2 separate regions of the Homo sapiens genome follow, and region 2 is linked to region 1. A link is an interaction called in ENCODE POLR2A ChIA-PET data of the cell type or tissue named here. Cell type or tissue: MCF 10A. All regions are shown on one strand. Links, peaks and the distances in the headings refer to the core of each region. The heading gives the core; the rest is flanking DNA.

Region 1 (12,268 bases), core at 1,693-9,692:
GGCCCCCATCAGCTGTTGCAGTGACAAGCTGTGGCTTCCCCAGGAGCAGGGTGGCCCTGAGTGTCCAGGAAATTGTTCATATTCTGCCCTCCTGCCCATCAGAACTGCTGTCAGGCCCAGAGCCCATGGTTCTCAGGAGGGAGAGGAAGACCACGGGACCCGCACTTAAGCAAGCCTCCAGTCTTTAATGCCATGAGTTGTGTGTCTATCATAGAGGTACTGAGGCCTGCAGCAAAGGCTCACCATACATCTCAGGAGAAAAGCGGGTGGATGCGGGTGTCCGGCCCACACCTAGGGGCCCCTGTCAGAGCAGCGAGGCACATGTGCAGGAACGGGCGCACACATACACTCCCCTTTACCAAGGAGCCAGTCCCAAGGAGCCAGTGGCAGCAGCCAGGGGCGCGAGGGCACTAGGTCACTTACCCGCTCATGAAATCCCCAAAAATGTAGAGGCCGTTCAGGTTGGGGTACTCGCAGCCCCGGTACACGTAGCCCCCTGTGACCGACTTGCCAACCGTGTGCGGGTAGGCGAAAATCGGCAGCAAGTCATCTGCGGGGTGGGAGGGAGAGAAGCTTCGGTGAGCCAGCGGCGGGAAGGTTCATCAGCCAGGAGAATTCCGGAGGGATTCCGCGGGGGTGGGGCGGCCACGGAGGGAGGGGCGTGCCCACAGCAGGGCTGGCGTGCCCACAGCAGGGCTGGCGTGGTGGAAAGCGTGTCTGCAGGGGTGCCAGGTGGGGATGGAGCGAGGAAGAACTCAAGAGCGCTGCTGGGAGGCCTCCAAGGCGCAGGGAGGCTCCGGGTGGAGGCGGGGGCAGTCACCGAAGGAGGCTTTGGCTCACAGCCCGTGGAGTTGGGGTGGGGGCAGATCCAGGGTCAGGGGGTGCCTGGGGTGCGGGTGGTCCCCGAGTGAGGCCCTGCCGCACAGCCCATAGAGTGGGGCCGAGGACAGACTCAGGGTCAGGGATCTCCGGGGGGGGGGGGGTGCGGTCTCCGAGGGAGGCCCTGCGGCACAGCAGGTGGGGTGGGGTGGGGGCGGATTCGGGGCCGGGGTCCCCGGGGCGCGGGCACTCACTGAGAGAGGTGTTGGCGCACAGGCTGCGGTCGTAGCACTCGAACCCTTCGCGCGCGCGCCAGCCATAGTTGCCGCCGCGCTCCACCACGTCCACCTCCTCGAACTTGTTCTGGCCCACGTCGCCGCAGAAGAGGCGCCCGCGGCCAGTGCCCGAGGAGGGGTCGCCACGGTCGAAGGAGCAGCGCCACATGTTGCGCACGCCCAGGGCGTAGACCTCGGGCTGCGCCGCGGGGTCGCCCACGAACGGGTTGTCGGGCGGGATGCCGTAGGGCAGGCCGCGCTCCTTACGGTCCACGTCGATGCGCAGCACCTTGCCCAGCAGCGCCGACCTGCGGGCGGGGTGGGAGAGGGCGCGGCTCGGGGTCGCCCTGAGCCAGGGCTCACGGGCTCCGCGGGGCAGGTGCTGGGGCGCCGGCTGACCGCTGAGCCAGGTGCAGGGTGAGCCTAGGCTGTGGGGCCAGAGACCCTGGGATGCTGTCCGCCTTAACTACTTACAGCCGGGTAACCATTCATTCACTCAACATGCATCCCCCACCTTCCTGTGCGCCAGGCCTGTCCCATGCGTTGGACACAACACATCATCTATTTCGTCTTGTCCTCACAACAGTCGTTTAGGTAGGTGTGTCCTAGTATGATCCCCACTTTACAGATGTGGCAGCGGAGCTCAGAAAGCTCAAATAACATCGCCCAGTTGCCGCACCGCTGGGATCCAGCCCAGACAGCCTGGGCCCAGAAACTCAAGCTCTTTACCACACACTCTGTGGAATCTTGGTGTCCTCAACTGTAATAGTAGAGTGGTCCCGCTCAGACCATTCAGTCCTCCCGGACTGTGGTATAGGGTGAAAATTCCACTAGAAAAAATGACTTGTATTTACAGTTTTCTTCCAGTACTCGGCACTGTGACCAGCACATAGTAGGTGACCATTAAGTGCAGAGTCAGTGAATGAAGGATTGCAATCAAAGCCAAATGCACCAGCGTGCGGGTTGGTGGGGAGAGGGGGAGAGAGCAGAGGGGTGCAGCCCTAAGCTCCAAGCAGCTAAGGAGGATAGCTCATGACAAAAGTGACGCGTGATGGGAAAAATCTGTAATGTGCTTAAAGACAGTGCGGAGAACATGCCCTTCTCAGCGGTGATTTCTGATGCACCGACTGAATGCATCAGTTTCCCTTGCTGTTAGCATTTTGGTGTCCTCCCTCTGGGTTGCTTTTCAAGGCAGGGTTTGTGAAGCTGTATTCCATCATCCTCACATAGCGTTAGCACCCACACCTTTCCCTTATCAGTAGGGACAGCAAACAAGTATCCTCTTTCACGGTGATGAAACGCTCCCACCCGATATATGCCTTGTGATCAAGCCCCTGTTGCTGGCCTTCTACTTTCCCCCGTAAATTCCTCTCATACACTCCAGCCTGCTGAACACCATCCAGATCACACCCCTGAACCCACGCGTCACATGCCAGGATTCGATATCTAAGTGGGCACAACTTGTAGCAGCAAAATAATGTTTTTAAGTTCTGTCCAATTATCCATTAATCCTTAATTTCTGTTTTCTCAACTTCATCTCTAAACACATCCCAAACGTGAGAAAGCTGGGATGATGCTTACACTGTCACACGTGAAAGGACAACTCACAAATTGTGAGCACTTTAATTACTGTAATCAACATCATACTTGCTATTTTTACTTCCTGGGCTGAGGAAGGTTTTACCATTTTGGCTAAGGGAATGGGGGAGGCTGACTTGAGACTCCTGGACATCCTGTTTACACTCCCAAGACTGTGTGTATGTATGTGTGTGAAGGTATGTATGTATGTAGATGTGTGTATGTGTATGTATGTGTGTATGTGTGTGTACATGTGGATGTATGTGGATGTGTGTGGATGTGTGTGTATATGTGTGTGTATTGTGTGTATGTGGTATGTGCATATGTGAATGTGTGTGTGCATGCATATGTATGTGTGTATATGTGTGTGCTGTGTATATGTAGCATATGCATGTGTGTATGTGTGTTTGTGTGTGTATGTGTGTATATATGTGTGTACATGTGTGTGTATGCATATTTGTGTATGTGTGTGTGTGTAATGGAATGAGATCTTGAGCTCATTTGCTCAAGCCAGGAAGTGGGTAAAAGAGCAAGACTACACGTTAACATCTGGGTCTTCCTGAGGGACCCTGGGACAGGAGCCCCACGTGCTGTTGCCACCCTGCTCCAGCCAGCTCACACTTTCCATTCGGCCTGGGAAGCATCCCTTCCCTTCTTCCAGCAGGGGTCTGGCAGGGCCAGGCTGACCTTAGAGAAAATCCCATCTGCCCTGAGGCTCGCTAATGCACCTCTCAGGCGCCTGTGCCCAGAGGGTCCTGTGCCAGGCCCTGAGCAGCCATGATTGCCTTTACTCCTTGTGACAAGCTGCCTGCAGAGTGGACTTTTACCCCCTCTAACTGATGAGGGCAAGTGACTTGCCTAGGCTGCCCAGCTAGCTGCAGGCTGAGCTGGGACCCAGAACCTTTTCTCCTGCCCTACAATGCCTGGCCGAGGAAGGAACTCACCCTCTGGAAGAGTATGAGAAGCCCAGGGATATGGAGACCAACCCACAAGCCAATCAAAAGCTGAACATACTTGTTTTGGGCATTTCCAAATGTCCCAAAGGGGTCTCCGGCCATCCCGCCATCTCCAGTGAAGATGTAGAGGTACCCGTCATCCCCGAAAAGCAGCTGGCCCCCGTTGTGGTTTGAGGCTGGTTCTTTGACCTCCAGGATTATCCTAAAGGAAGATAAGGGCCCCTAAAACTCAGCCTTCCACGCATGAGCCAAACACACAAAACAAGATCACGGTCTCCTTGGATGTCATTTCACAATGGAAAAGACCTTCCTTCCTTCCTTCCTTCCTTCCTTCCTTCCTTCCTTCCTTCCTTCCTTCCTTCCTTTCTTTCTTTCTTTCTTTCTTTCTTTCTTTCTTTCTTTCTTTCTTTCTTTTCTTTTCTTTTTGCAGACAGAGTGTTGCTCTGTCACCAGGCTGGAGTGCAGTGGCACAATCTCAGCTCATTGCAACCGCCGCCACCCAAGTTCAAGCGATTCTCCAGCCTCAGCCTCCTGAGTAGCTGGGATCACAGGTGCCCGCCACCATGCCTGGCTAATTTTTGTATTTTTAGTAGAGATGGGGTTTCACCATGTTGGCCAGGTTGGTCTCAACCTCCTGACCGCAAGTGATCTGCCCACCTTGGCTTCCCAAAGTGCTGTGATTACAGGCGTGAGACACCATGCCCAGCCTGGAAAAGACTTTTCATATCCTTTACATTAAGTGATTTTCCACAAGGAGCTAGTAGGTAGAATGAGCAAAGTTAATGCACTCTATCGTGCCAAGGAGGACCTAAAGGCTCAGAGAGGTTGAGCAACTTGTCTAAGGTCACACAGCCCACAGGTAGCAGAGCTGGGATTAGAACTCAAGTCTTCTCGTTCTGGCCTAGTGTTTTGTTTTGTTTTGTTTGTTTCTGCTCTCCATTGCTAGCACCTGCCCTGTTATGATTATGGGAAATTGTCGACCTAGTCACTGACACAGCTGGTTTCTTCCTCATCATAGCTTCCCACACACTAGTTACTTATGTTGAGCTCATCTTATGTACTCTCTCATTTGCAGCTTCTAACGGTGGGCAGGACGGTGTGCGGTGCACTCAGCGCCACACTCACCCTACTCAGGAACCTCCCTTACTGCCATTGCAGGAAACCTACCACCATACTTCCCAGCCAGCTGGCTTCCAGTTTGGGTTGGTGGGTGGAAGGGAGAGACCAGGTTTCTTTGGCTTCTAGCCCTGCCTCCGGAAGTGGTGGCTGCAGAGACAGCAGGGTTGGCTGGTGAACGTGGACTCCTGGGTTTCCACCCAGCCATCTTGGTACTAAGAGCAGCAAAGTCCACAGCACAAAGGACTTTTTCCCTTTGTTCCTCCAACCCAAGAGTGGTAGCAGCTTCTTACAGTTACTAGTCTTTAAGTAACTTAACCTTCCTCCTCTCCTTCTCCAGCCCTCCCAATGCCTTAGTCATCCCTGTGTTCAGTTTCCTCTGACTGAAATACTTAGGGTGGTTTAGGTTTTCCAGGATCGGTCACTGATTTCTCAATCCCTTCTTTTTCTTTCTTTCTTTTTTTCCTTTTTTGAGACTCTACCACCCAGGCCGGAGTGCAGTGATGTGGTCATAGCTCACTGTAGCCTCGAACTCCTGGGATCAAGGGATCTTCCTGCCCCAGCCTCCTGAGTAGCTGAGACTACAGGTGCATGCCACCATGCCCGGCCAATTTTTTAATTTTTTGTAGAGATGAGGGCTCTCAGTGTGTGGCCCAGGCTGGTCTCGAACTCCTGTCCTCAAGCGATCCTCCTTGCTTGGCCTCCCAAAGTGCTGGGATTACAGGTTTGAGCCACCGCACCCAGCCTATTAATCCCTTATCCATACAAATAAGAAAAAATTAGATACAGAAAGGTCAAGTGACTTGAACCCAGGACTTTGATTTTTCAGAGCCAAGACTGGAGGACTTTTCTTTGTGAGGCCTGTGCATATGATCTGGTGAGCAATACAGAGCTCCAAACTCCAGGTTCTCCATGGAGAGAACAGCTCAGACTTTCGGTCATCCACCCGGCATTGGGATCTCAGCTCTGGGAGGAGAGACTGACAGCGGATTCAGGCAAGGATAACCACTCATTCCTGGCCTGCCCTGAGCCTGCTGTGCCTACCTTTCCCCAACAGTGAGTCAAGTTCTAGGCTTGACTTTGTGAGGTCACCAGAGGACCTTTGCTGAGCCCCCACTCTGAAATATGTTCATCTGTGTATTTTGTGTTCCACCTCAAGTCTTTATCAGGAATCCATTTTTAAAAGTCACCACTGAAGACACATCCATTCTGTCCCTCCATCTCCCCTCTGTCAGATCCATGTGATAAACTTGGTCTCTCTTGGAGAACTGGCTGTACAGGCTCCTGTAAGATCTGATAATTATGTTTCCTCCTTTCACTCTGGCTGCCAGGAAGCTCATAGTCAAAACTAATGCTGTGAATCATAAAGCTTCACATTAGCCTTCATAGCTAACATATTTGATTTCTCCTCCTTTTTATACATTCGGTGTCAAGATTTTACAGTTTTATCAAACACACAATGTGCTGTTCTTTGCCAATTTGCCCTCACACCCAGTCCTGGCCCTCCCCCTACCTCCTCTCTACTGCAGGGGGTCAGCTCCTATGAACGACATTTCCCAGGCTTCTTAGATAGCTGGCCTCCAGCGAGGTTCAGCCAGTGGACAGCATTGGCAGGAGCCTGGAGAGGGAGGAGCACTGGGGTTTTTCCCCTTCTCTGCTTTAAGCAGCTTCTTGGCAACAGCTGCTCCTTCTCTCGGCTCCACCTCCTCCTGCCCAGGCCAATTATGGCTCCAGCTTCCACTGGGTGTCCCCAGCTCCAGGGCGCCAGTAACCCCATCTTCTCACTTTGTCCTCCCGGCCCAAGGGGTAGAGGCAGCTTCCTCCAGTTTTTAACCTCAGAGTCGCTGCCTTCCCCAGGTTGCCTTTTTTCTTTTTTCTTTTTTTTTTTTTTTTTTTTGAGACAGAGTCTTGCTCTGTCATCCAGGCTGCAGTGCAGTGGCAGGATCTTGGTTCACTGCAACCTCTGCCTCCTGGGTTCAAGACATTCTCCTGCCTCAGCCTCCCGGGTAGCTGGGATTACAGATAACCACTACCACACCCAGATAGTTTTTGTGTTTTTAGTAGAGACAGGGTTTCGCCATGTTGGCCAGGCTGGTCTTGAACTCCTGACCTCAAGTGATCCACCTGCCTCAGCCTCTCAAAGTGCTGAGATTACTGGCGTGAGCCACTGCGTCTGAGCCCTTTTATCATTTCTAACACATGAGTAACTGACTCCCAGGATCAAATTCTACCTATTGAGTTACCTGTTACAGGGTTTATTTCCTACTGGACTTAGACTGATACATGTGCCCCACGTGCAAGGTCAGGTCAGACCCATTTTGAAAACAGTTGGGGCATAAATCATCCACAGAGTGCAGGCTCTGCAGGCCTTGTTGAGAGGAGCAAAAGCCCAGAGGCAGGAACAGATGAACTTCAGGGCAGGAAGGAGAGCAAGTTCCCTGAGGCAGGGGATTCAGGTGGGAAAAAGGACCCAGTGGGGCTCAAGAATGGCACCTTCGGCCGAGGCGGGCAGATTGCCTGAGCTCAGGAGTTCAAGACCAGCCTGCGCAACACAGTGGAACCCTGTCTCCACTGAAATACAAAAAATTAGCCAGGTGTGGTGGTGTGTGCCTGTAGTCCCAGTTACTCAGGAGGCTGAGGCAGGAGATTTGCTTGAACCCGGGAGGCGGAGGTTGCAGTGAGCTGCGATTGTGCCACTGCACTCCAGCCTCGGCAACAGAGTGAGACTCCATCTCAAAAAACAAAACAAAACAAAAAAGATGGCACCTTCAGGCCAGAGCGAGGCAGGCTGGGGCAGAGGGCGGGCTTTGGAGACAACAGATCAGGGTTCCAGCTCTGACCCTCCCTCCCCGTGTGACCCAACACTTCACCTTTCTAAGCCTCCACTTTCTTATCTGTAAAATGGGAAAAATAATACTAGCCTCAGTGGGTTTTAGGAGAATCAAATGAAATGAAGCATCTAAAGTGCCTGAAATAAGAGTTGGTGGAGAAATGTCAGGCCTCACAGGCCAGATGGAGGGGTTTGGATATGATGCCTGTGTGAGGTCTGTTCTGTAAAACTGTCCTTCTCCAGGCCCCAAAGCATGAAATTCAGCACCCCCACCAGGTGTGTTAAATATTCACAATATGTGAGAACAGGATACCAACTGGTCCTGTCACACCAGTGCATATGGGTGCCTGCCCCCACCCAGGCCCGGGTTCCCCAAGGAAGCCACCTCTCAGAGCTGTGGTCCACGGCGTTCTCGTCATCCTCGGAGACTCTGAACTCGCTGATGCGGATCCACTCACTGCTGCGGATACCCACTGAGTAGTAGACGTAGAGCCTGCGGTTGTGCTGGAAGCTGGGGTGGAAGGCAATGCCCAGGAAGCCACGCTCGTCACCCTCCCAGGGCGAGGTGAGCACCACCCGGCTGATGTTCAGGAAAGGCTTCCCCAGCCTCGAGCGGTCGGGCAGGTAGGCCCACACCAGCCCCACCTGCTCGGCCACGAAGAAGCGGTGGGTGCCATCCCTGGCATGGACCATGGCCACGGGGTTGCGCAGCCCGTTGGCCACCTCCTCCAGGCACAGCTGCAGGCAGCCCTTGGCATCGGCTACCACGTGGCCCAGGTTTGAGTTGAGGTTCTTGTTGACCAGCAGGTAAGGGAAGCAGTAGTCCGTGTCATCCAGGGACAGGTAGCGGCAGAACCTGGCAAGGTTGCCCTCCAGCGCCCAGAGCTCCTGGTCAGTTGACAGGTGACGGAACAGCCCCCGGCACTTATGCCACATGTCCAGGCAGTAATCCTGGCAGAGCCCGGGCACCGTGCGCAGGGGCGTGAATGGGTCCTCGGCGTCATAGAGGTGGGCTGCATACGGCGAGCATTCCTGCAGAGACAGTAATGGCTCAGAGATGTTTTGTGGAGGTGCTTACCAGCCCAAGGTTACCTTGGGCGGGTCCCCCATCTCTCAGAGCCTCAGTCTGCTGATCCATAAAATGGAGACAACGCCATCTGCCTGTTACCACGATAAGCCTCAGTGACAGTAGCAAACCTTAGGTCTTAATGTTTGTGTTGTTGTTAGAACACTATTACTACTCCTATTAATAGCAGCAGCAACAGCAGCAGCTACTCTGGAGCACCTGCCGTATGCCAGGAAGAGTCTGAGGCACTGTCACCCACCCTCTCTGTGTTAACAGTGCGCCTCCGCCCCTACATCAGCACAGCTCACTGCTGCACTTAACTTGGGTTCCTGCCCAAGGCTCACCTCCGATCCTCCCTGACCACCCCGTCCGCACCCTCTAGTACCTTCCGGCCTCTATCTGTTGAAAAACAGTAAAACACGAAGTGCTCTCTAACTTGGCTCTGCCCATGGACAGCTCCATCATCAGCTCCTGCCTCTCCCCACCTCTCCAGCCTCCTGTCTACCTTCCATCTCCTGATACTCTGATATGGCTTGGATCTGTGTCCCTACCCAAATCTCGTGTAGAATTGTAACCCCCAGTGTTGGAGGAGGAGCCTGGTGGGAGGTGACTGGATCACGGGGCGGAGTTCTCACGCATGGTTTAGTTTAGTACCATCTCCCCTTGGTACTGTAGAGCGAGTGAGTTCTCATTAGATTTGGTTGTTTTAAAGTGTGCCCCCACACCATCTCTCTCTTGCTGCTGCTGTCGTCATGAGACATGCCGCCTCCCCTTTACTTTCCACCATGATTGTAAGTTTCCTGAGAACGCCCCAGAAACAGAGGCCACTATCCTTCCTATACATCCTGCAGAACTGTGAGCCCATTAAACCTCTTTTCTTTATAAATTACCCAGTTTTGTTTTGTTTTGTTTTGTGTTTGTCCGTTAGTTTTTTTGAGACAGGGTCTCTCTTTCTCTCTGTCACCAAGGCTGGAATACAGTGGCACCATCTCAGCTCACTGCAATGTCTGCCTCCTGGGCTCAAGAGATGCTCCTGCCTCAGCCTCCTGAGTAGCTGGGACTACAGGCGAGAGCCACCACGCCTAGCTAATTTTTGTATTTTTTGTAGAGATGGGGTTTTGCCATGTTGCCCAGGATGCTCTCGAACTCCTGAGCTCAAGCCATCTTCCCGCTTCAGCCTCCCATAGTGCTGAGATTACAGGCGTGAGCAACTGCACCCAGCCAGGTATTTCTTTATAGCGATGAGAGAAGAGACTAATACATACTCCCTGCCATTTCACACCTCTGAGCCTCAGCACAGGCTGTTCCCTTTGCAGGCATGCCCTTTCCCTGCTCTTCTCTGGCAGGCAGAATTCTCTTTATTCTTAAATCATGGCCATGGCCGTGGGGGAAGCCATGCTAACCAATCACAGCAGCTCCTGGGGTTTGGGGCAAATTGTGGACCAGGCACCAGGGCAGTGTGCCCATGAATCTGCATTTCCTCCTCAAGGCAACCATGGGAGGGAGGCCTGTTCTTATTACCACTGCACAGAGGTGGAAGCAGAGACAGCAGAAGGGAGCCCAAAGTATCATGTCACATGCCAGTGGGCTGGGGTTTGAGCCACGTCTGCTCAGCTCTACTGGCCAGCTCCCAACTACCCATCCCCAACGCCAGTTAAGTGTCCCCACACCACAGCACCCTCCCTGCACCCTACCCCTACAGCTCCAGGCTGTCTGCGGGCCTCCCTGTTAGAGCCGCCGGCCTGTGGCGTGGTCATTCTTTCTATCTGTGACTGACACCCTCCCCCACCTGTGAGTCCACCAGGCCAAGCCTGGGTCTGAGTCAGCTCTGGGCCCCCAGAGCTTCGGGGGATGCTCCTTCTGCAGTGGGGAGGTACTGACAGCCACACACTCCCTCCCCTCACAGGGAGGACCAGGCTGGGTTCCAGCAAGAGGCCTCTGGGACGTTTGGGGGAGGATTGGGGATGGGGGATGGCAGGCTGCCTCCCGGGGTGTTCTCAAGCCCCAGGCCAGGGCCCACTCACTCCTGTGACATGATTGTGGCTTTTGGTCATACCACAGCATGTCCTCCTGGCCCCTCTACTGCTGTGAGGCTAGGTCTCACCTGACTGGCCAAGGGCCACTTGGCAGAATGTCTTGGGGTCCTGGTCAGTTACTGTCCCAGGTACAGACCAGGGTGCCATGTCTTACATGCTCCCCTCTGCCAGTGAGCAGGCCAGATGGCCAGGCCTCAGGCCGCCGTGTGTGCTGTCCCTCCCATGGTTCACTGGGAACCACCTGTGGGTCAGCCGGCAGCTGCACGTGGACCAGGGAGGGGCTGTGTGCACACGTGCCTTCTTTCATCTCTGCAAGGTAGGGTCATTGTCACTATTTTATTTTATTTGTTTATTTTTTGAGACAGGGACTCTCTCTGTCATCCAGGCTAGAGTGCAGTGGCACAATCCTAGCTCACTGTAGCCTTGACCTCCTGGGCTCTAACGATCCTCCCCACCTCAGCCTCCAGAGTAGCTGGAACCACAGACGTGCTCTACCACACCCGGCTAATTTTCATTTTTATTTTTTGCAGAGACAGGGTCTCTCTATGCTTCCCAGGCTTGTCTTGAACTCCTGGGCTCAAGCAATCCTCCCGCCTTGGCCCGCCAAAGTTCTGGGATTATAGGCATGAGCCACCGTACACGGCTTGACTCCTATTTTATAGATGAGGAACTGAGACTTAAAGAAGGCCACGTGCCAAGAAGTAGCCAAACCAGGGCTCACACCCAAGCCTCATGATGCCTGGACTGGTGTTCTTTCCAGATTAGTCAGCAACATTTCATTCACCAAGAATTTACTGAGCAGAGATTGTACCAGGCACCATCTTGGTTCCAGAGACGCAGTGAGGGGCAGAACAGACATCTGGAAGGCAACGAGAGCCCTCCGTTCACCAAAGCCCAATCCAGAACTACAGAGGGAGCAAAAGTTCCCTCAGGGAGCCAGGCCGAAGACCTCGGCATCCGTGCGTCCCAATCACACAGCAGATGCTTCCTCGTGGCCTATGTACTCTTACTTACACACGACGTAAATGTGGTGCCCAGACCAGGGTAGTCCAGAGCTAGGAAGTGACAAGAAGACATAGTGATTGCTGCTGGCAAGAGGATGATCCGCAGCTTGGCCTCAGTGTGTTTAGGGGCAGGTGGCAGGAAGGCCATAGGAAACCAGCCCAGTATCGCAGGCTTCAGCCGCCCGGGCCATTCAGTGCAGGGCGGAGGGCCCCCATCTTGCCCAGAGTTTGCCACCCCCATGTCACTGACACTCGTGACTCATGGCCCTGGGTCCTGAAGGTTTCTTATGTCCACCGTTCATTTTTTGAAAGAGCAAGCCTTTGCACAGTGTCCTGTCCATCGGATATTTGCTTCTCACCTACTTCCTCATCTGGCAAACTGCTATTCATGACTCAAGGCCTACTCAAAGGTCTCCTCTTGTCCTCCATGCTCCCAGGGCTCTGACTGTCCCATCCCTGGCCCTTATGGATGCTCCCAATGCACTCTGTCCATATCTCAGACACGACACTCACTCCATTGAATCTTGTAGCTTACAGGGTGAGTTCTCTACAGCAGTCACTGCTCCGTCGCCAGGGGCGCTCCAGCCA
Region 2 (12,268 bases), core at 2,943-10,942, 110 kb after region 1:
TATGCTATATGTGTATGTATGTGTATATATGTGTGTGTGTGTGTATATATGTATATATATGTGTGTGTATATATATATGTGTATATACACACACACATATACCCATAAATATATATGAAAGTATGCAATCCTGTGGTTTTCTTTTTTTTTTTCTTTGGGACAGAGTCTCGCTCTGTCACCCAGGCTGGAGTGCAGTGGCGCGATCTTGGCTTACTACAACCTCCGCCTCCTGAGTTCAAGCAATTTTCCTGCCTCAGCCTCCTGAGTAGCTGGGACTACAGGTGCCCGCCACCATACCCAGCTAATTTTTGTATTTTCAGTAGAGACAGAGTTTCACCATGTTGGCCAGGCTAGTCTCGAACTCCTGGCGTCAGGTGATCTGCCCGCCTCAGCCTCTCAAAGTGCTGGGATTACAGGCATGAGCCACTGTGCCCAGCCAATCCAGTGGTTTTCAGTATAGTCGCAGAGTTGCACACTTATCACCACTATCTAATTCTGGATCATTTTAGTCACCCCAGAAAGGAACCCCGTTTCCATTAGCAGTCACCCCCTATCCCCTCCTTGCCTGCACCAGCCCCTGGAAACTACTCATCTACTTTGTCTCTATGAATCTGCCTATTCTGGAGATTTTATATAAATGGAAACGTACAGTATACGATCTTTGGTGTCTCACTTCTTTCCTGTAATATAAGAAAAGCCGAAGTTTTTGTTATTTTTATTATTTTATGATTTTTAGAGACGGGAGTTTGCTATGTTGCCCAGGCTGAGGTGCAGTGGCTATTCACAGGCATGATAGCACACTACGGCTTTGAACTCCTAGCTTCAAGTGATCCTCCTATCTCAGCCTCCTGAGTGGCTGGGCCTACAAGCATGTACCACCATGGCTGACCTCAGGAAAAAAAGTGTAAAATTAAAAAAAAAGAAATCACAATGGGGTCTCGCTATGTTGCTCAGGCTGGTCTCTAACTCCTGGGCTCAAGCGATCCTCCCACATTGGCCTCCCAAAGTGCTGGGATTACAGGCATGAGCCACTGTGCCTGGTCAAAATAGTTTTTTCACATAGAACTCTCTGACCTTCCTGGAACTGTTTTCTGTATATGGTGTGAGGCTGAGATAGAGTTTTACTGTTTTCTGGGTGGACAGCTTGTTGCTACTGCAGCCCTGTTCATGAAGCGCTCTGTTCTTTCCCCGCCGGCACCGTGGCCACACACCAGGTGTGTGGGTCTTTTCTGGGCTCCACCTTGCCTCTCCACGTGGCTATGTTATCTTTCCTGTAGAGTCTGGTGCACATAGAGCTGTCTTCTCTGAACTCCCATCGCCCTAGGAATCCTACCACCTGGCTGGTGAGGATTTATTCTTGTTTTCATTGCCTCAGTGAAACACAGTCCAGATGTGTTGCTGCTGCCAGATGGAACCGCCCAGAGCCCCCTCTTTCTCTTGCTGCAGGGCCTTGGATTCCCACCACTGCTCTCACCGCAGATCAAGTGCCTTCCCTGAGCCGCTCTCCCAGTGCTGGCTGTGATGACCCAGCCAAGCCTGGATTTCCCTGTTTCCTGAGCCGCCTCCACCTGCTGCACCTCCCACCTCTGCATGTGGCTGAGATGTCCCACCCCTCCCACGCCTCCCCACTGTTCTTACTAACTCTGCAGGAAAGCAGGCTCCGGGGCAGAGCTGTGGGGGCAGGGCATCATCCCGGCCCCCCAGCTCTTCCCACAGAGCCTGGCACTCGATAGAGATTTGGTTGACATCTAGTGATGAAAGCAGCCCCCACACACTTTCTCCTGAAACCAGCAAAATTCTCCCCTTTATGCTACCGGGGGGCTTGGCACCTGCGTTCTAGGGCTCGGTAAGGGTTGTTTATTCCCCCCCCCCATGCAGACTTCAGTCCTGCGCGATTAGTTGCATCATAATCCCTCTAGCTTTTTTTGCCTTTGCTTCAGAGTTCAGCTCCACTAATTAATAGTCAGGGGCAGGAGGGTAAAGGGTCCCTCGGAGTTGGAGGCTGGGAGTTGGATGATTGGAACAGTGACCACAGAGCTGCATGTTAGAATCACCCACAGGGCGTTTAAAATGCAAACTGATGCCCAGGTCCCTCCCCTAGAGTGTCCAGTTAGTCTCAGGGGAAGAGATCAGATTTTAAAAGCTCTCCAAGGAGCCAGGAGGGCGTACCTTTCAGCCTGATGCTGGGAGCTGCAGGCTGAATGTGATGTGACCGCTGTGTGGTGAGATGTCTCTCCCCGGCGGGACTAGCTGATGTCTGCACACAGTCCAGATCTATCACTGATTCCCAACTTCAGCAGTGAAGTTGGGGTTGGTAGGGGAGTGTGATGGGCATTAACAGTGCCGACACCTGCACCACCGTCTCACACACACAGGTCAATTTCCAGATGCGTGCAGCCCTTGAAGGCACAGGGAAGGAATTCTTTTCCCCTTGTCCCCATATTTGAAGCAATTACACAGTTTTCATTTGGCTTGTCAGGCTTCCCAAGCAGCGGATGGAGAAATGAGTTTGAGTTTTGGTTTGAGAACACTGGTGGTTCCCAGGCAGATCCAAAGTAGGGCACATTCTAGATGAACTGAGCCGGAGCGGGGCTTTCCATTCAGCTGCCCCCTCCACATTGCAGTGTCATTGGGAAGCCTCGTGGCTTTTCCTGGAATTAAATGCTGGGTGCCCAGTGGCCCCTGAAGCTGGGGAGAGGCAGGCAGCTGATGTGTGGGAGAGGCAGGCAGCCGGTGTGGGAGTCCCCAGCCCAGAGCAGAGTGGCCCACGAGGGGACAGATGACACTGAGAGGACAGGCGTGCACTCACTGGGGAAGGCTGACCGGCCAGCACCAGGAGATTTCATTCTCATTAGGGCAGCCGTTCGTTTTCCTCTTCTCTAGCTACTTTTTTTCCCTGGAGGCACTGGGAAGGGTGTCCTCGGCGTGTTTGATTTCTAATCCGGCTGTGGAAGTGTGAGATGGAGAGTGTGGGGCTCCGGTCATGGCAGCTCCGTTTTTGCATGCATCCGCGAGGTGGGACTTTAGGTTCCCATGATCCCATGTCTCCGGGCATGGAGGTGGATCTCAGGGGAAGCTGGTGCCAGCCTGCAGGCCATGTGTGACCTGGCGAGGCTCAGAGGCTGTGGGGTCTTTGGCTCAGACTGAAAACCTCACTAACATCAAGTCTTTTCACATCTGGGGCTGGGCGCTTATCTGGTGCCCTTGGAGGCGAGGTCTCGGAGGAGAGATGGGTCAAGGATAATGGAGTTCAGAGTGACGCTCCCTGGAGCCTGGGCCCTGAAAGTCACCTTGCGTCACGAAGAGAATTTCTGCTCTGGGAGAGGGGAGTCAGGCTGTCTTCCAAGCCCCATCCCCTGCCTCAGTGGGTTGTCTAGAAGAGTCCTGGGTGTGGGAACACACAGACACACAGACACACACACACACACACACACACACACCCTTCAAATTTTAGCCCTGTTTTTATGAGTTCTGTGACTGGGTGGTTATGGAGCCCCTCGGAACCTCGGTCTCTTTGTTGGGGGAGTAGGTGAAAGTTGCTGTGCCTCCTTGCCAGGCAAAGCTTAGAATGAACAGCCCTGACAACCATGGTGATGATGTCTTGAGAGGCCCAGGGTCAGTGCGCCAGAACCCCGGGGTTGGTGTGGAAGCTGCGAGTTAGATGGAGAGAGCCTTGGCTGTAGACAGACCCAGGTTCAAATCTCAGCCCTGCAAGGTTCCCGCCGGGTGACCTTGGCCTTGCTGCCTAACATCGCTGAGTCTCAGGCGCCTTGTCGATGACACAGTGGTAGCAGTTACAGGATGTCCCTCGTCAGCTTGGTGTGATGGGGTTGTGCTCCGTGTGTGCTGGCATATGGTGGGTACTCAGCAAACTGTGTGTGTGCGAATGGGAAAGATGGTTCTCTTCTTTATGCCCCAAGTGGATGGGAGAACTCTTTTCCACGCCCAGGGCACTGGAAGGCATCGCTGAGCTTGCAGCCAGCTGCCTCGGCCTGCAACACCCTGCATGCCCATTTGTGGGCTGTGGGCACTGAGGCCTGCCTGGCTCCATGCAGCCACCGCCAAAAGCTGTCCTCACAGGAACCCGATGCCCTCTCTCAGGCCTCTTGCCTTCATCCATAAATAATGCCCGTTTCACATTCAGCCTGCCCCTCCGAGAGCTGTGATCCCTTCCAGGAGCTGGTGTCAGCTGGGATTGGCATGGCCACTGATGCTAAGGGGCACAGCACAGGTGTACCTGGACCTGTTGTGGCTCTACCTCCCTGCCTTTGCTCAGGCTGTGCCCTCAGCTCCTATGTGCCTTTCGTCTTCCCCATCCTCACAAACTCTGTCAGAGTCCTGCTTGCTCTTCAGTGCTCAGCTCGAGTGTCACCTCCTTCAGGAAGGAGGCCCTGATTTCTCCTGGTCAGCACACCCTGTTCTCTGCCCCTCTCTCCTGGGCTGCGCCTCCTTGCTCCACTCTTTGCGTTGCAGTAGATGTGGTTATTCTTGCAGCTCCTTCATTAGGCCAAGGGTCCCTCACAGGAAGGGATGTGCCTTTGACCAATAATATACTGCCCCTGCCCGCCGACCCCCGCTGGTCCTGTGGGTGGCTGGCTTTGTGACCTTGGGCTACTCTGAGCATTCCTTTTTTCCTTTGTAAGACGGGGTTCTGCATGGCAGGGTCCTGTGGAGATTGGAGGAGCAGAGTTAGCTCTTCTGGCACTGGGGTAGGTAAGCAGCTTCCTTTGCCATACTGGGAACCTTCATTGTTCCAGAGGCTTCTGCCCAAAGAAAGACTGTTCAGCCGCTGCTTTCTCTCCCCCTATGATGGGGAACTCACCACCCCACTGGTAGCCTGGACTGTGATGAAATCGATAACTCCTTTTGGGTCTCAGATTAGAGGATTCTCTCTGCTCTCCAAGAATTTCTGTCCTTTGGTGACCCTTTGGAATGCTGGGATCCAGGGAGTAGGCAGGCCTGGAGTTGCGGTATCTCCCAAGTCCCTCGAGAAGATGGGGCCGTCCCCAGGCTCTGGTGGCTCAGCTCACAGGGCTCTTTGGTGAACCCACACAAGGAGAGCGCCCCAGGCCTCGCTGGGGGAAACCCGAAGTGCTCATGCCTCAGAGGTGTAGGGCGGCCAGGAACATGCAGCTGCAGGACCCGCTGGGCCTGGCATGCGGGCAGTGGCCACCTCGGGATGAAGCAGCGGCCAAGGGTTAGTGCCTGCTGGGTAGGAGGGGGCACTGCAGGATGTGTGGCCAGTGTGGCCCTTCTGTTGCCTCCAGCCCAGGATGGGTGGTGCTGAGCTGGAGGGTGGGGAGGACTGCCTGGGAAGAGGAGGCCGGCTGCTACCCGGAGCCTCTAGGCCACCACTCCCTGGGTCTGTGGCTGCCACTTTGCCTCCTTGACCCTCAGTTTCTTCATCTGTAAACTGGGGGGGCCTGGTCACCTGCCTCATGGTGAGGAATGTTGAGGACTAATGTGTGTAAGCCACACGATTGCTGTTCGGTAGATGAATATGGTTATGGACGGGTTTTTCTGGAATCTGCATCTCCGTCCGTGTCCCTGGTTCTTGGAGCTCCCCGCAGTTGGTGGTACCAAGAGCACTGGCTTAAGAGCCTGGAGCCCGGTTCTCCCTGGCCCTGCCCTGCCTGTTACTTGGTGCACCTTTGCACCTTGTTTCTGCACTTTGTGGGAAGTACGTGTTCGTTTAATGAGGCCCTTCCACCTCATGGAGCCACCAGCCCTGAGGCTGCAGCTGACTCCTCTTAATGAAGTGGAAGGAGAAGGGGATTTAATCAGCCAAGCTGCTGCGCTGAACGGTGGTATCAGCTGTCTTGCACAGGGCCCATGGAGGTGCTGGGCAGGAGCCCCGATGGAGGCCTGCGGCTTGGAGTGGCCAGGTCTCCTGCTAATGACCTGCCACGAGCCTGCCTGGCCCCAGACCTTGCAGAAATTGACCAGGGCTGGGAAGCCATGCCGTAGGGCCTTGCTCAGGGGGAGGGGCTGGGAGGCAGACCTGGGGAGGGTGCACAGCAACTGGAGAGTCAGGCTCTGTGTGTCACCATGTGTCACCATGTGTCCCTGTGTGTCACTGCAGCTCCCTCGCCCCCAGCCTCCACCTTCTATGGAGAGAGGATAAACCATATTTTCTCCTGAGTGGTCACAGACACTGTTGATGCCCAGCCCTGATCCCTGAGGCACTTCCTGTTTCTGAGCCCACGGCTGTATCGCCTGCTGGCACCTGCAGCTCTGCCCAGGAGCCCTTCCTGTCCATTCTCCTCTTGGGCAGTGCTGGGACGTTAATACTCCCAGTGAACCATTGGACAGGTGGGGTGACTCCGAGCCCTAGAGCTCACCGGCAGAGTGGACACCCCTTCCATTGGCTTCTTCCCTTCCCTGCCTCCCTTCTCTACCCCTCTCCCTGGGTTTCCTGGGGTTGCCACCCACATAACCCACGTGAAGTTGATTCCTCCTCTCTCAGTCTGCACCCAACCTGAGATATAAGATCATAGGGAGGCGTGTGTGAGACAGGAGCATCAGGCACCGCAGAGTCAGATGCAAGGAGCGTGTGCCCAGAGCCCAGGATGCTCTGCCCCCTGTAGCCTCGGCAGCTCCTTGTCTGGGGTTCCCCAGCTTGGGGTGCGGGGTGCTGTGTCACATGCATGGCTGAGCGCTCCTGAGGAGCTCATTGCAGCTACTCCTTCTGGTGGGAGATGGTGGGACGGAGCCAGGGAGGCAGCTAAGAACAGGTCCCTCCAGGGATGAGTTCCTATTAGGGCTGCAGACATTTTTCTGGAGGCTGACTGTGTGCCAAGTGCTGAGCTAGGGAAGGAAGGTCACAGAGGTGATGGGACATGGCTTCTGGCCCCCCAGTTCTTACTGTTCTGGACACAGCAAAGTCTGGAGGGGAGGTGGAGGTGACATCATCTTGCCAGTGTGAAAACCAGGCCAGGAGGGGGAATACCACCCAGCCCCTGCCTCACAGCTTCCCAGAAGGCCAGTGAGTCCTGGTCCCAGTGGCAGGACCCAGTGCAGGGTATCTGGGATGGAGCCGGCACAGCGCCAATGGGGAGGGCTTGGCAGACCTGCAGGCTCTGTGACTCCCCCCACCATGCTGCACAGCTTTCCCCCACCCCCTCCTCATGGGAGCAAGGGATCCATGAAGAGGGCGGGGTGAGGGGAGCTTAGGTCTGGCTCCTGGACACAAGAACGTTGTAGGGAGACACCCTCCTCCCCGGTTGGCAGCTGGATAGGGAATCCCCCAGAATTGGTCCGATGGCCCCCAGACGGGTTAGGGGAGCACCCCAGGGGACCCCTTGGCCAGGCCAGCCCAGGGTCACCTCCCTCATTTTGCCCTCAGGCAGCCAAGCTGGGAAATGATGTCCCCTCCCCTGTGGCTCCAGCACTCATTACTGTAAACCCTGGGATTAACTTAATTACCCGCTCATCTCCAAGAGGCTGGGGCTTGCAGGCACCCAGTGGGATCACGAGTTTTGAGGCTGCCAGGAAGGACAGTCCTCCCGGGGAGCCGGCCCTTCCCGGGGTCTCCTGCCCTCCAGCCCCCGCCTGGGAGTGCCCAGATCACTCTTGTTCTTCCTGTCTGAAGAGTGCCTGCTCCTGACCCAAGGGTGACTGACGCCCGGCTCACTGGCTCCTGGCAGCCTGGAGAGCTCTTCTAGGGAGCTGAGTGTGGGGAGAGGGTCAGGGTGGTGGGTTTAAAATGTCCATTGCTTCATTGGGTGGCCATGCATGTAATGTGAAGGTGCAAGAGTTTAATCCGTTCCCCCCCCTTTTTTTTTAAAGACAGTCTCGCTCTGTCGCCCATCTGGACTGCAGTGGCGTGATCTCGGCTCACTGCAACCTCTGCCTCCCGGGTTCAAGCAATTCTCCTGCTTCAGCCTCCTGAGTAGCTGAGATTACAGGTGCCCACCACCACTCCCAGATAATTTTTATATTTTTAGTAGAGATGGGGGTTTCACCTTGTTGGCCAGGCTAGTTTTGAACTCCTGATCTTAGGTGATCCGCCCGCCTCGGCCTCCCAAAGTGCTGGGATTACAGGCATGAGCCACCGCGCCCGGCCATTCTTTTTTTCTGAAAGAAGGATTTCAGAACTAGACTACAAGTCGATTATTTGAAAATTAACAAGAAACGATGTGAATAAATAAAAACCCACTGGTTCCCTCATCTGAGCAGCCGCACAGTCAGGATTTCTGTGGACTTCCTTCCTGAACTCACGTCAATGCCTGGATATTTTTAAACGTCGCAGCCATTGTGCATGTCATTTTGTGTCCAGTTCTTTCCACTGGCATTTTAAGTGTTTTTCCATATTGTTTAGGAGAGAAACTTTCTAAACATCATTTTAATGATGACAGGGTAGAACCCTCAGCTGTTGTTGGACAAATAGTTATTTCCAGTTTTGGCCACTCTGTCTGCTTTCTTCATAATTATAATTAATTCTTTTTTTTTTTTTTTTTTGAGATGGAGTCTCACTCTGTCACCCAGGCTGGAGTGCAGTTGTGTGATCTCGGCTCACTGCAACCCCCGCCTCCCAGGTTCAAGTGATTCTCCTGCCTCAGCCTCCTGAGTAGCTGGGATTACAGGTGCCTGCCATCACGCCCAGCTAATTTTATATTTTTAGTAGAGATGGGGTTTCACCATGTTGGTCAGGCTGGTCTTGAACTCCTGACCTCAGGTGATCCACCTGCCTCGGCCTCCCAAATTGCTGGGATTGCAGGCATGTGCCACCGTGCCCAGCCTAGAATTAATTCTTTAGGATAGATTCCACTGGAATTACTGGATGGTCTAAAATATTTTTTAAGAGTGTTATGTTGTTATTTTGAAATTTAAAAGAAAAACCCAATGAAGCCTGGTGGTCTGCAGTGTATTTTATTCTGCATAGCTGCCTGGGGTTTGGGGTAAACCTCAACAGATGGGTCTGTCAGGGGCAGCCCCTTGGTCTGGGGCCGTGGGTGTGTGGCCACCTGTCTGTGCCTACAGGTGGCCCGATGTGGGGGATGGTAGCCTGTGGGTTCTGAGGTGAGGTGCTGGCTATGGGCAGGCAGGGCATTGCTGGCGACCTGTGGGATGGCCTGTCTGCATCCCTTCTCCGGATGCCACCTGCCAGCCTGATCACTGTCTTTAACCCTTACTGGGAAGTGGGTGTGAAACCCCAGTTGTATCTGAGGGGGCGGACTGCTCAGACAGGAGAAGGGTCACCCAGCGAAGGTGCTGAGGCTGACGGGGCAGCTGTGGACTTGGGTTCCAGCCCATCCCTCCTCCGATTGTGGGCTCATGGAGAGGGAAGTGCTGGGAGCTCCTCGCTCACCCTGTGGGAACCAGCAGGGGGAGGCGGGTGGGCTGAAAGTGCACCCACCTCCTGAATGGTTCTGTGGCAGCGAAGGGCAGAGAACAAGTTAGTGCCCATCTTGGGCTGTTGGTCACACACAGTGGCTGGGTCCTCCCCCTGGCTCAGGGCCATCCCCGGGAGCACAGTCCCATGGGGGTGCTGTGGTGAGCAGGGGCCCTGTGGCCGTGCTGAGGATTGCGCTGCGGAGAGCCTTCAGGAGAGTGGTGTGACTGGGAATGGCGTCTTCTTTCTGAGTCTCTGCCAGCTTCTCTCCAAGGCTGGGGCTGTCAGCTCTGCCCAGGGTGGCCAGAAACACTGGGTCCTAAAGACTGACCTGTGGCGTGGGCCTGGGTAGTGGGGAGAGGGGCTGGAAGGCTCACCTGCTGGTGGTGGGGACACTTTGTTCCTTGTGGCCTCTGCACCTGGAAAATGAGGATGGTAGCTGCTTGTCCTTTGCAAGGCATCAGATGCAGGGGGTACCACGTGTTCCACATGGGACAGTGGGTACCCCCCACCCGACTCCACCCAGAGGGAGACCCCACACGTGGGTCCATAGTCATTGGTGCGTTCTTGTCCTAGCTCTGTCAGAGTGAGGGAGCCGGAAGGGTCTCTGGAGTTTACTTGGTCACTGCTTCCCAGCTGGTGTTCCAGGGAGCCCTCCTGTTAGTAGGGTACAGGACATGAAGGTTTGGGGAGCCTAGGCTGCACCCTACCTCCCCATGCTCAGAGGGACCCAGCACACCCTGAATGCTGAGGCCTCTTCCCATCACACCGCTTTGCTTGGGTGGGCATGGGAACTGTTTGTCGGGGTTGATAGAGTAATGAGTAAACTGAGGCCAGGGAGGGAGGGATCAGGGCTGGTGAGGTGTGAGGCTCTGAGGTCACCCTGAGGGCAGGGGTGGTCTGCCTGGCAGGGCGGGGAGGCTGGGCCTGGATGGGGAGCTGCCCTTCTCTCCTCTCTAGAAGGCCCCACATTCCTGGGAGGTGACTGGGCTGGAGGAGGAGGGGAGGCTGGTTTGCGCTCTTCCCCAGCAGTGAGTGCGGCCGGGCCGGGCTCCAGTACCTGCTCCTGCCTGTGGCTGGGCCAGTGGCTCTGCTGGGCCCTAGGCCTGGTCCAGGGCTGAATAGGGGGCTCCCAAGCATCCTTTTATTGGTGTGCTGGGGGCAGACAGATGCTTCATTGGTCCTGTGGTTGGCATGGTGGTCCTGGCTTGTCCCCAGTAGCACCCAAGCCCCTGTCCCCCCAGGCATGTTAACAGCCTGTGGAGTCCATCCCCAGCCCTGAGGTGGTGATGGGGACTAGATAGCTGGCTGTGTGTGGTCAAAGGGGCTGATGTCTCTGCTTCTGCAATCGAGGGTGAGCGGCATGAATCTGGGAAGACCCTGCGTCCTGTTGTCGGGTGGGCCGGTGGGTGGACAGCTGTCAGGGTGGATGGGGTCTGGGCTGGCATCTGGGCCAGGTGATCTCTGCGAGAGATGTTAATAACCCATCCCTTACCAGGTGGCTTCGTGGCTCACAGGGGTACTTGGGACAGCCTTGCTTCCCCCTTGCCTCCTCCTTCCAAACCTGCTGTTGCTGGGTGGTCCCCCGGCCTGTGTTCTGGGTCCCGTTCCTGCCTCTCCTCCCTTCCCCCAGCCCTCTGCCCTGAGGGTTTGCCCTGGGCATCCTGGCAGCTGAGCTGACTCCCAGCCTGGGGGGAGGCAGGACCAGGGGTATGGGATGGCTGGACGTGGGGGTGGGGATGGGATTTTTTTGTGTTTTCCTGATGTGACTGGAAAGCAGGGTCAGTGTGGTGAGGGTGGGTGAATTTCACCCTGCACCAGTGGTCTGCATAGATAGGGCTCCCTTGGCCTGAGGTCAGAAACTGGGGACACATGACCAGGGTGTTCCACGGGGTTCCCGACTGTCATATGGGGAAGGTGGCTGCTCACCTGCAGCATATGCTGTGGGCACACATAGCTTGTGAGAAGTTCCTGGGTGATCAGGCGAAGTGGACTGGAAGGATCCCAGATGCTGACTTGGCAAGTTCAGGAGTCTGTTTCCCCACTGTGTAGAGGAGGGGGCTCCCCGGACCCCGACCCTGGGGTGGGCTGTGCCCTGGCTGTGTTTGTGAGAGCTCCATTTGAGCCTGCAGCATCTTGGAAGCTGAAGGAATTGCTCCAGGGCAGGCTGGCGAGGCCACCCCCACACCCCCCACCTTTCTACAGGTCCTGAAGGTCCTGAGAAGGGCTCAGAGGCCCACAGCGAGGGCAGCAGCGGGTCCTGCAAGGCTGGCCTCTGTGTGTCGTGCCTTGGTGTCAGGTGCCCTATGGCCGGAAGCCTTTGGCCACAGGCCGTGCTGTTTCCACAGGGCGGGCGAGGGCTCGGAGGGGCTGGGGCGTCACCTGGCTGTGGGGTGGGACTCCTCAGACCCAAACCTTCCATGCCGGGTCTGGGGCCAGTCGGGGTTGCGCAATGGGGATGGAGTCTGCTGGAGGCTAATGTCCCCCTTCCTCTTGTGTCCTTCCAGATCCCTCATCCACCTACATCAGGCAACTGGAGAGCAAAGTGAGGCTGCTGGAGGGTGACAAGCTCCTCGCACAGGTAGGCCGGCTTCGGGTGGCGCTGCCTTGAGGACCGCGACCCAGCACCCACCCCTCCAGCTCACCCAGGGCACCCTTCCCCTTGGGACCTAGGCTGTCCCCCCAACTGCTCCCACTGCCACCTGTCACCTCCTGGAAAGTGGGGTCAGGGACCTAACCCTGGCTCCCACACCTCTGGGCTTCCCTCTGCCCAACCTTCCATGCTGACTGCCCAGTATGCGAGCTCCTCAGGGCTGGCCCAGGGCCTGAGAGGGTGGACAACACCCAGTTGATGAAGAAATGGGCTGCTTCACTCCTCTGGCAGATGGGCAGATCCAGGCAGGAGATGGGGCAGACTCACACGGAAGCCTCCCC

Evidence for each region. Peaks named below come from ENCODE experiments on the same cell type or tissue, not always from the same donor. Only the 100,000 strongest peaks of a DNase experiment are listed, where the experiment ranks them.
Region 2: POLR2A ChIA-PET joins it to region 1 with 6 read pairs; 2 of 35 experiments call an interaction of 5 or more read pairs at or near these places.

Annotation. Positions count from the first base shown.
Region 1 is chr14:99,648,562-99,660,829 of GRCh38, reverse strand. It overlaps HHIPL1 (HHIP like 1), which reads right to left. Exons shown (of 9, transcript NM_001127258.3): 2 at 7,960-8,606; 3 at 3,687-3,830; 4 at 1,074-1,402; 5 at 424-550. Among named protein-coding and RNA genes, the nearest start is that of HHIPL1, 9.6 kb to the right of the region's middle. RefSeq lists enhancers at 7,722-8,222, 8,223-8,723. In MCF 10A, for the core only: no CTCF peak of the experiment used is centred there; a DNase peak (open chromatin) is centred at 6,409.
Region 2 is chr14:99,535,662-99,547,929 of GRCh38, reverse strand. CCDC85C (coiled-coil domain containing 85C) reads left to right here. Exons shown (of 6, transcript NM_001144995.2): 2 at 11,842-11,915. It overlaps LOC105370661 (a long non-coding RNA gene), which reads right to left and starts at 11,313. Exons shown (of 3, transcript XR_944200.4): 1 at 11,264-11,313; 2 at 10,395-10,489; 3 at 9,918-9,991. RefSeq lists enhancers at 2,164-2,898, 7,315-8,050, 9,395-9,986, 9,987-10,578. In MCF 10A, for the core only: no CTCF peak of the experiment used is centred there; a DNase peak (open chromatin) is centred at 10,329.